Regions from separate parts of the Homo sapiens genome. Here region 1 is linked to region 2. A link is a contact called in ENCODE Hi-C or POLR2A ChIA-PET data. All regions are on one chromosome and are shown on one strand. Each heading gives the region's core, a stretch centred on a gene start or an enhancer-like site at or near the end of the contact. The rest is flanking DNA. Distances are from core to core; before and after follow the strand shown. Region 1 has its middle 11 kb from the start of MIR6719. Region 2 holds the start of ZNF780B (zinc finger protein 780B).

Region 1 (4,318 bases), core at 1,291-3,790, 240 kb after region 2:
GACACCATGTGGAGTAGGAATGAACCATCTCAAATCCCCTGACCCTTTGAGCCTTGTCCAAATTGCAGAATCATGAGCAAAGAAATGGTTGCTATTTTATGCCCCTGTGGCTTAGGATGCTTTGTTACACAGCAATAGCTAACTGAAACAAGCTAATATTTTTTTAAGATCTTACCATTTTATGTATTAGCTCATTTAATCCTCAGTCACCGTATGTGGTACTACTACTGTTCCCATTTTACAAACGAGGAAATGAAGGCACACAGAAGCTAATAAAGTACTAGTAAAGCGCCTGGCACAAAGCACTGAATATGTGATAGCTATTATTATCAGCATCATGTTCATCAGCATTACAATTTTCACAATTGTTGAAGAAGTGGCGGTCAGATGAATAAACACATTAGTAACCCACTTCCACTTCTTTTTCTTCTTCTTCTTCTTCTTTTTTTTTGTTTTTAAACAGGGCCTGACTCTGTCACCCTGGCTGGAGTCACTGCAGCCTAGACCTCTTGGGCTCAGGTGATCCTCCTGCCTCAGTCTCCTGAGTACTTGGGACCACAAGCATGCACCACCACACCTGGCTAATTTTTGTATTTTTTGTAGAGATGGGGTTTCACCATGTTTCCTAGAGTGCTCTCGAACTCCTGGGCTCAAGTGATCCACCAACCTTGGCCTCCCAAAGTGCTGAGATTACAGGCGTGAGCCACTGCGTCCAGCCAACCCACTTCTTAGTGATGTGATTTTAGCCATTTTCTTGGAAGGACTAGTAGAGAGATGGAAAGACATCGAGTCTTTGGTGATGTTGTTGAAGTGCTGGATCAGGCCTCACTTGGAGTGAGTTACCTCTAGACTTTCTCATTAGGGAATTCAACATATCTCTATCGTTTAAGCCAACTATATTGTTGAATTGAGTTTTCTATTACTTAGAATCAACAATATCCTAACTGATTCCAGGGTTTTCTTATTTGTTGAGTCATCAGATCTGGCTATTTACTACATGCCAAGCATTTTTAGGTGCTGGTATTATTAATAGTAGCAAACAAGACCCCCGAAAGCCCTGTCCTCCTGGAGCCTGCATTCCAGTGGGCAAGATGAATGCTAATATTAGTGAACAGAGCTGTAGAAGTTGAGGGTTGGAAGACTAGAGAGTGGGAAGAGGTGCTATTTTAGATAGAGGGGTTAAAGAAGACCTCTTTGAGAAAAACGTTAATGGACCTCACAGAAAGGGAGGACACCAGCTGGCTGTATGTATATTCTGGGAAGAAGGACATTCCAGGTAGAAAAAACCAGCAAATTCAAAGGCCCCGAGGCATGCTTGGTGTGCTGGAGGAGCAGAAAGGAGTGAACTGGACCTGACTGGACACAGTGGGAGGGAAGGAGACCAAGGCAAGGTCAGGTGGGACCGGGAGGCCATGGGAAGGACTTGAATTTGAAGCTGATGAGATGTGTGGCAGGGAGAGCATGGTGAGCTGAGGCGATGTGATCTACCACGGTAAGAGGGTTCCTCTGGCTCCCATGTGGCTACTAGGGTGGAAGCAGGATGCCAGTGAGGAGGCCACTGTGCAGTCCAGCTGAGATGATAGTGGCTTGGCCAGGGTGCTAACGGGGCGGTGGGGAGATGTGGTCAGATTTTGCATATAATTTGAAGGGAGAATCAGGTATGTAGGGTAAGAAAGAAGAGTCAAGGACCACACTATGGCGTTTAGTCTGCACAGAGGAAGGAGGGAGTGCCATTAACTGTATGGACAAGACTGAGAGAGAGTGTGGGCGTGTTTAGCCTCTGACTGGACCCACTGGCCAAACAGGAGCTTATACAAGACTGGCATTGAAGGGTGAGATCTGGGCTGGGAGTAGTTGGCATATTTATGGTATTAAAGCCCAGGATGGGATCACTAAGGGAGGGTGTATAGATGGAAGTGTGGGCTGAGAATGAGAGCAGGGAGGCCCGTGAGGAGGTTGCTGCAATAATCTAGGTGAGATGACAGTGGCCTGTACCAGGGCAGGGGCAGAATGAGTAGTCATTGGAGTCTGGGTGCATTTTGAAGGCAGAACTCACTGTGATTGGTTGTGGGTAGTGATGGAAAGAACCTGACAAGGGCTTCATGAGAACAGAATAGAAGCAGAAGTGAGACAGTGGTGTGACATTCCTCCTTTCCACTGGGCCCTGTGGTCTCTGCTTCTCTTTGCATTGGCTGCTTCCTGTTCTCAGGCAGCTGGGTTGGTCCTGGGTGGACTCTTGCCCCCACTCTATGTGATCTTCCAGCTCAGTTACCCGCAGCCCCTCAGTCTTCATTCCGAATTTCCCAGATAGGAATGGGATTTCCAGGGTCGGGTATCCAACCCTGCTCAACTCACTGGAGCTGGAGGGTTCCTATAGTGATGACTGTCTGCTCAGAAGGGCTGTGGACTGGGCAGGCCCCCCAAACATTCACAGTCACCATGTGTTTCTGACACTTGGTGTACAGGGCGGACATGTGGGTGGGCAGGTGTGGCAGGGGTTGGAGATGATTTGACCCTCTTTTGGCTGATGGGTGAGACAGACCATTTATATTGCCTCAGATGTGTCCTGGATTGAGCAAACAGGAAAGGGGATACCAGGAAGGTGGATCTGGCAGGCCTTGGGCTGTGAAGCGTTAAGGGTCAGTTGGGAGGATTCAGGCGCAGCTTCTGCCTGTTCATGGGTATTCCCAGAGGAGTCAGGGAGACACGCATTACTCTCAACTCAAGAGAGACACAGCAATGGCTGAGACACAGCAATGGCTGAGACAGCCTCCACCTTGCCCTCGCAAAGCTCACAGTCCAGTGGGGAAGACAACCCCAACGGCAGACAGTGACCAGGGCTGGGATGGGGAGGCAGAGGGGTTGGGGCCAGGATAGGGGAGCCACAGGGGGACTGTGGGAGCCAGAGGCAGCTCCTGACCCAGTCTGTGGTGTCAGGTGGGACTTCCTGGCGTGGGGAGCATGTAAGATGAGATCTGAAGGATGAGTCAAACAAAGCGTGCTTTGGAACTCCGCGGGGGACCACCTCGAGCCATATTGCAGAGGAGACTTAAAGTTTTGTGAACGTTTTAAAATTTAATAATTTTAGATTTACAGACAAGTTGCAAAGATGATACAGGGACTTCCCTATACCTACACCCAACTTCCACCTAGTGTTAGCATCTTACATAATTATTGTATATTTGTCAAAACTGAGAAATTAACATGGATTAATATTCTGTTAAACTCCAGACTTGAATCCTATTTCTCCTGTTTTTCCATTAATGTCCTTTTTCTGTTCCAGGATCCAATCCAGGATACCATGTTGCATTTGTTGGTCATTTCTCGTTGGCCTCCTCCAATCTGTGACAATTTCTCAGTCCTTCCTTGTTTTTCATGACCTTGACAGTTCTGAGGAGTACTGGTGAGATGTTTTTGTAGAATGGCCCTCAGTCTGAGGTTGTCTGACATTTTGCTCGTGGTTAGACTGGGATTTTAGGCTTTGGGAAGAATGCTCACTGAGGTGAGGTTAACCTGATCACTTCATGAAAGTGGTGTCTGCAGATTTCCCAACGATAATACCACTATTTTCCCTTTACTCATTTGTTAGAAGCAAGTCACTAAATCCAGCCCACACTCAGAGGAGAGCTAAGCCTGATTCCTGGAGGGAAATAGGGAGATACTTGGAGGCTGCACAAATATCCCATTTCTCCTTCAAGTTTACCCACACATTTTAGCATTCATCAGTGGACCCGGTCTGTAGCAGTTATTACCGTGATATTATAATGATGACTTTCTGTTTCCCTCATTTCTTTACATTTACTATTTAGAATTCCATATGGAAGATTTGTCCCTTCTATCATACTTCACTTATTTTATTTATACAATCATTAGTTTATTTCCGTGTGGACTCATGAATATTTATTAGTTGGGCATACCCCAACATTATTGTAATCAATTTTTTTTTTGCTCAAGTTGTTTTAGCCTTGGCCATCAGCGTTTATCTTTCAGGTTGGCTCCTGTGTTCTTTACTCTTTTTTTTTTCTCCAACACCTTCTTACTTTCTGGCACTGCAAGATATTCCAGGCTCATGTATTCTCCCTGCACCAGCCCTAGAATTAGCTCTTCCTCTAGAGTCACTGGTTCTTTTCATTGGAGAATGGTGTGTAAAAATAAGCATGAGTTCATACTGATACTCTGACACTAGTCTAGTACCAGAGGGTTCATTCTCACCATCCCCCCCTTGCTTTCTTTATAACTCCTTCCTCTGCCAGTGAGAAGCCTGGCTCAGTGGGCTCTTTTTGGTGCTCATCTTATTGGTCATCTTGGCAAAAATCGG
Region 2 (4,632 bases), core at 89-2,588:
TTTAGATAATCTATACCCTGTTGCTTTTCTGCATTAGTTCTATCAATTACCAAGAGAGATATGTTGAAATATCTGATTATAATTGTGGATTTGTCTGTTACTTTATTGATCTAACAGGTTTTTACTCACATACTTAGAAGCTGTATTAAGAGCATAATTTAGGTTTGTTCTTTCCACTGGATGAACTGTATCCTTCATCATTATGATGATGTAACTTTCTTTATCCCTGATATAGTCTTTTTGGTGAAGTCACTTTGTTTTTAATATAGCCACTCCAGCTTTCTTTTGACTAGTGTTAGGATTTTATATATTTTTCCATCCTTTTACTTTTAACCTATTAGTGCTTTTATATTTTAAGTATTACCTGTAGGTAGCACGTATTTGGGTCTGACTTTTAAAAAAAAAATCCAACCTGACAACCTTCTTAAGTTAAGGTGTTAGACCAGTTACACTTAATGTGATCATTGATCCAATTAAGTTTGTTATCTTGCTATCTGTTTTCTGTCACAGTCGGGAATGAAAAGACATTTTGCTCTTCATTATTCCACGTTTCCGCTTTATATAGCATAGGAAACTACAAAAATCATTTTGAAAGTTCAATGTTGCTAGATTACAACAGTGAAATCAAGCTTTTCCTACGAAAAACAAACCCCCTTTGGCATTTATTTAGACTGTTTTAAGAAAATGTGTTAATTATTCATCCTTCAAGATAAGGCAAGTAATTCTCTGTGTACTTTTATCTGTTTCCATGCCGTCCTGAATCACGTTTTTCTCTCCAGATAACAGGAAGATTGTCTTGAAGAATCAAGTATATTTGATTCTGAAATCTCTCATGTAAACCACACTTCCTCTTCTAGTATAAAACCAACGATTCCTTTTCTTTCTTTCTTTCTTTTTTTTTTTTTTTTTGAGACGGAGTCTCTCCAACCATTTCTTTAGTTCAGGCTTTTCAAATTTATCCTAAGTCCCTTCAAATAGCACAAAGGGGAAGCCTATGCTCGGATCTGAGACGAAGAGGTCAAAGCAGCTACATTTTGACGTAATTTTACTTTAAATTCTTCTTTAAAAGTTCTGCTCATTTGCATTCTTTTGCATAGAGAGAAAAGGTAATTTACCCTGACGCACCGAAAACAGCAACGCTCCTCTCAGATGGGGATTCTCGCCCGTGGCCGCAACCTCTGCACCCCACGGTCTGGAACTCCCACAAATCCATTAGGCTCGGGTCCCTTAGGAGCCCCCAATGTATGCTGGGATCAACCTGAACAGACCATAGACCAAGACTTCTGAGGTTCTTTCTGCTCAGGACTGTATTTCCCAGAGGCCACCGCACCGGAATTAGCGGTTCCACTTCCTGTCTCCTGGGGTTGACGACCTAGCTGGGTAAGGTCTTCACGTCCTAGGAAGAAATCGGTGGCTGCGGGAGGTCTTCGTGGACTGGGACTCGAACCTGACCGACCCGGCAGTGCGGGTGGGCGAGAGCGAGGCGCTCAGAGGAGGAACCCGGGGCGCAGACGGAATCTGCCAGATCCTTAGGCGTGCGTGTGCGCGGGCATCAAAGGATGGGGATTGCGCGATCTTGAGTGACGGAGGGGACTGTGTGAGTGTGTGCGTGAGGCCCTGTGCACAGGACCGGGACGGCGTGTGGACGCAGTGCGTTTTGCTGGGGCTGTGTGAGTGTCACTGTGCCGGTGGTACTAGGCTCCTGCTGCTTCCTCCGTCTTTCCCCTTCAAAGCTGCAGAGGCTGCAGCAGAGGAATGAAAATGTCCCCAGTAGGGAGGTTAGATATTGAACCGAGAATGAAGCTTTGCACAAGAAGGCGCAGATCTGGACTCGGGGTGGGAATATGAGAGCTGGAAGTGCCTCTTGAGGGTCCCCCAGGAGGGCAGCTACATGTTGAGAACCCAGCGTCCCTCAGAGATCTGTCCCCAGGAACCAGCTTCGAACTCAGACCGATTCCTCCTCCTTTTATTTCCTTCTCATTTCGTACGAAGTGAGGGAAGTTGTGGCCATGGAGGGTGCTTTCAAACTTAGTCTGCGCTCCAAGAAAAGCCTGGAGTCTCACGCTTGCCGTATCCTTCTCCAGTCGTATTATTATCCAAAAGAAGGACCGAGAGGAGGATGAGAGCGTTATTGTTGCACACTTAAGTCAAGGGTGAGTTTGTGCTTTGTATTTGTTCAAGAAATGCGTTTTTGATTTTAGAATATAGAGGTTCCTGTAAATTTTTAGTGAATTTCAGGAGAATATGCAAATTGATTCTTGCCCCCTCCCATTGTGCCGCCTCCCAGCGAGCCGTTCCCCACCCCGCCCGCTCCCCACCTTGCCATTTAATATTCACAGAGCCATTTGGCAAATCGTTCACACCTTCCTGTACGCTCTCTTCTTCTAAGCTGGTATAAAAATAGTCCTCCAGAGGTTTATATTAAAGCTTTATTTTAGACTCTGCTTTGAAAAGAAGATTAGTTTGTGGAATCACACGCCAGGTTTCTGACTCTTTACAGGCCTCCTTTTCCAAGTAGGGAAGAATGGAGATGGTTGGGTGATTTCCATTCGTCTGTGAGGCTTTCAGGAATCGGAAAGTGATTGCACAGAAATTGGTATCAACCAGAGTCAGGATTTTTCGGGAGAGTCCATGAGATGATAATTGTAATACTTGCCAGATCTCTGTGAGATTCGGCAGTTCCGGTTGCATTTTGGGCTATTTGTGTGAACTGTGAGAGGCAGTACGCTGTTGCGGTTAAGAATAGGGGAGTGGATCCAGAGTATCTGGGTTGGAATGTTTGTTCTGTCCGTTTCTGGTCTTCTCAGGCTTGTAATGAACATTAGAATGAATTAATACTCTAAAACCTCTTAGAGCAGTGCTAGGCATATAATAATAAATGTTTAATGTTTTAGCTTTTGTTTTCGTGTGGTCATTTTAGGTCATTTCCCTTGACTTTCTATAGGACAGGAGCATTGGGAATATGTGATTCATTGTGATTGCTGCTTGCATAGTAAGAAAATGAGTGAGTTGCTCAAATGATCTAGGACAGAAGTTCTTTTTAAATTGACAGATAAAATTGTATGTATTTATCGTGTGCAACATGATGTTTTATAGTATATGTACATTGTGGAATGACTAAATCTAGCTAATTAGCAATGCATTACCTCACATAGTTATCATTTTTGTGGTGAGAACACTTAATATCCACTCTCTTAGCACTACAGAATAGTTATTAATAGTAGTTATTAATAGTAGATACGTTGTTGTGTAATAGATTTCTTGAGCTTATTTCTCTTATCTTCCTGAAATTTTATATCCTTTGACCAACATTTCCCCAGCCAACACCATCTTCCCTCCCTCACCCACATTACCCCCGACCTGTAAACACCATTCTCTTCTCTAATTCTATGATATCAAGTGTTTTCTTTTTTTGAGAGAGAGTGTCTTACTCTGTTGCCCAGGCTGGAGTGCAGTGGCGTGATCTCGGTTCACTGCAACCTCTGCCTCCCGGGTTCAAGTAATTCTCCTGCCCCAGCCTTCCGAGTAGCTGGGACTACAGGTGCATGCCACCACACCCAGCTTATTTTTGTATTTTTAGTAGAGACAGGGTTTTGCCATGTTGGCCAGGGTGGTCTCGAACTCTGGACCTTAGGTGATCCGCCTGCCTCGGCCTTCGCCTCCGCTTTCGAAAGTGCTGGGATTACAAGTGTGAGCCACCGCACCTGGCCTATATGAACATTTTTCAGATTCCACTGATGAGTGAGATCATCTGCCTTTCTGTGCTTGGCTTACTTAATATGAATTTCTCCAGGTTCATCCATGTTGTTGCGAATGACAGCATTTCCCTTTTTTTATGGCTAGTTTTCCATTGTGTATATATACCTGCATATATACCACATTTTCTTTATCCATTCATTGATAGACAGTTAGATTGATTCCATATCTTGGCTATTGTGAATAGTGCTGCAATAAACATGGGTGTGCAGGTGTCTCTTTGGTATACAGATTTCATTTCCTTTGGATAAATATCCAGTAGTAGATTGCTGGATCATATGGTGGTTCTATTTCTAATTTTTTGAGGAACCTCCATGCTGTTTTCCATAATGTCTGTGTCACTTTACATTCTCACCAACAGTGTGCAATGGTTCACATTTCTCTACATTCTCACCAACATTTGTTAACTTATGTCTTTTCAATAGCCACCCCAACACATATGAGGTGATATCTTATTGTAGGTTTAATTTTCATTTCCCTGATGATTAGTAATGTTGAGTATTTTTTCATATACTGTAGCCATTTATATGTCGTCTTTTGAGATGTGTTTATCAGGTCCTTTGCCCATTTTTTAATTGGGTTGTTTTCTTGCTGTTGAGTTCCTCACACGTTTTGGATATTAACCCCTTATTAGATACATGACTGCAAATATTTTCTCTCATTCTGTAGGTAGTCTCTTCACTTTGCTGTGCAGAAGCTTTTTTAGCTTGATGTAATTTCATTTGTCTATGTTTGCTTTTATTGCCTGTGCTTTTGAAGTCATTTCTAGAAAAAAAAATTATTGCCCAGATCAATGTCATGAAGCTTTCCCCGTACGTTTTTTTCTATTTGTTTCATAGTTTGGGATCTTACATTTAAATCTTTAATCCATTTAGA

Evidence for each region. A loop is a pair of places that touch in the nucleus more often than their neighbours do. ChIA-PET counts read pairs that join two places held with the same protein, here RNA polymerase II (POLR2A). Pooled maps may share reads with other maps.
Region 1: a loop to region 2 is called in a pooled map, with 2.8 times the contacts of the local background. The contact joins the enhancer-like site here to the promoter of ZNF780B in region 2. A Hi-C loop is called at or near these places in 6 of 50 pooled maps. POLR2A ChIA-PET finds 5 or more read pairs at or near these places in 2 of 52 experiments (Panc1 and RWPE1).

The regions. Positions count from the first base shown.
Region 1 is chr19:39,816,678-39,820,995 of GRCh38, reverse strand. No RefSeq gene overlaps it. Among named protein-coding and RNA genes, the nearest start is that of MIR6719, 11 kb to the left of the region's middle. Within about 2 kb of position 2,540, at least 3 of the 41 ENCODE cell types and tissues checked have a DNase peak (open chromatin) inside an H3K27ac peak, as active enhancers do.
Region 2 is chr19:40,052,937-40,057,568 of GRCh38, reverse strand. It overlaps ZNF780B (zinc finger protein 780B), which reads left to right and starts at 1,338. Exons shown (of 5, transcript NM_001005851.3): 1 at 1,338-1,380. RefSeq lists an enhancer at 1,349-1,478.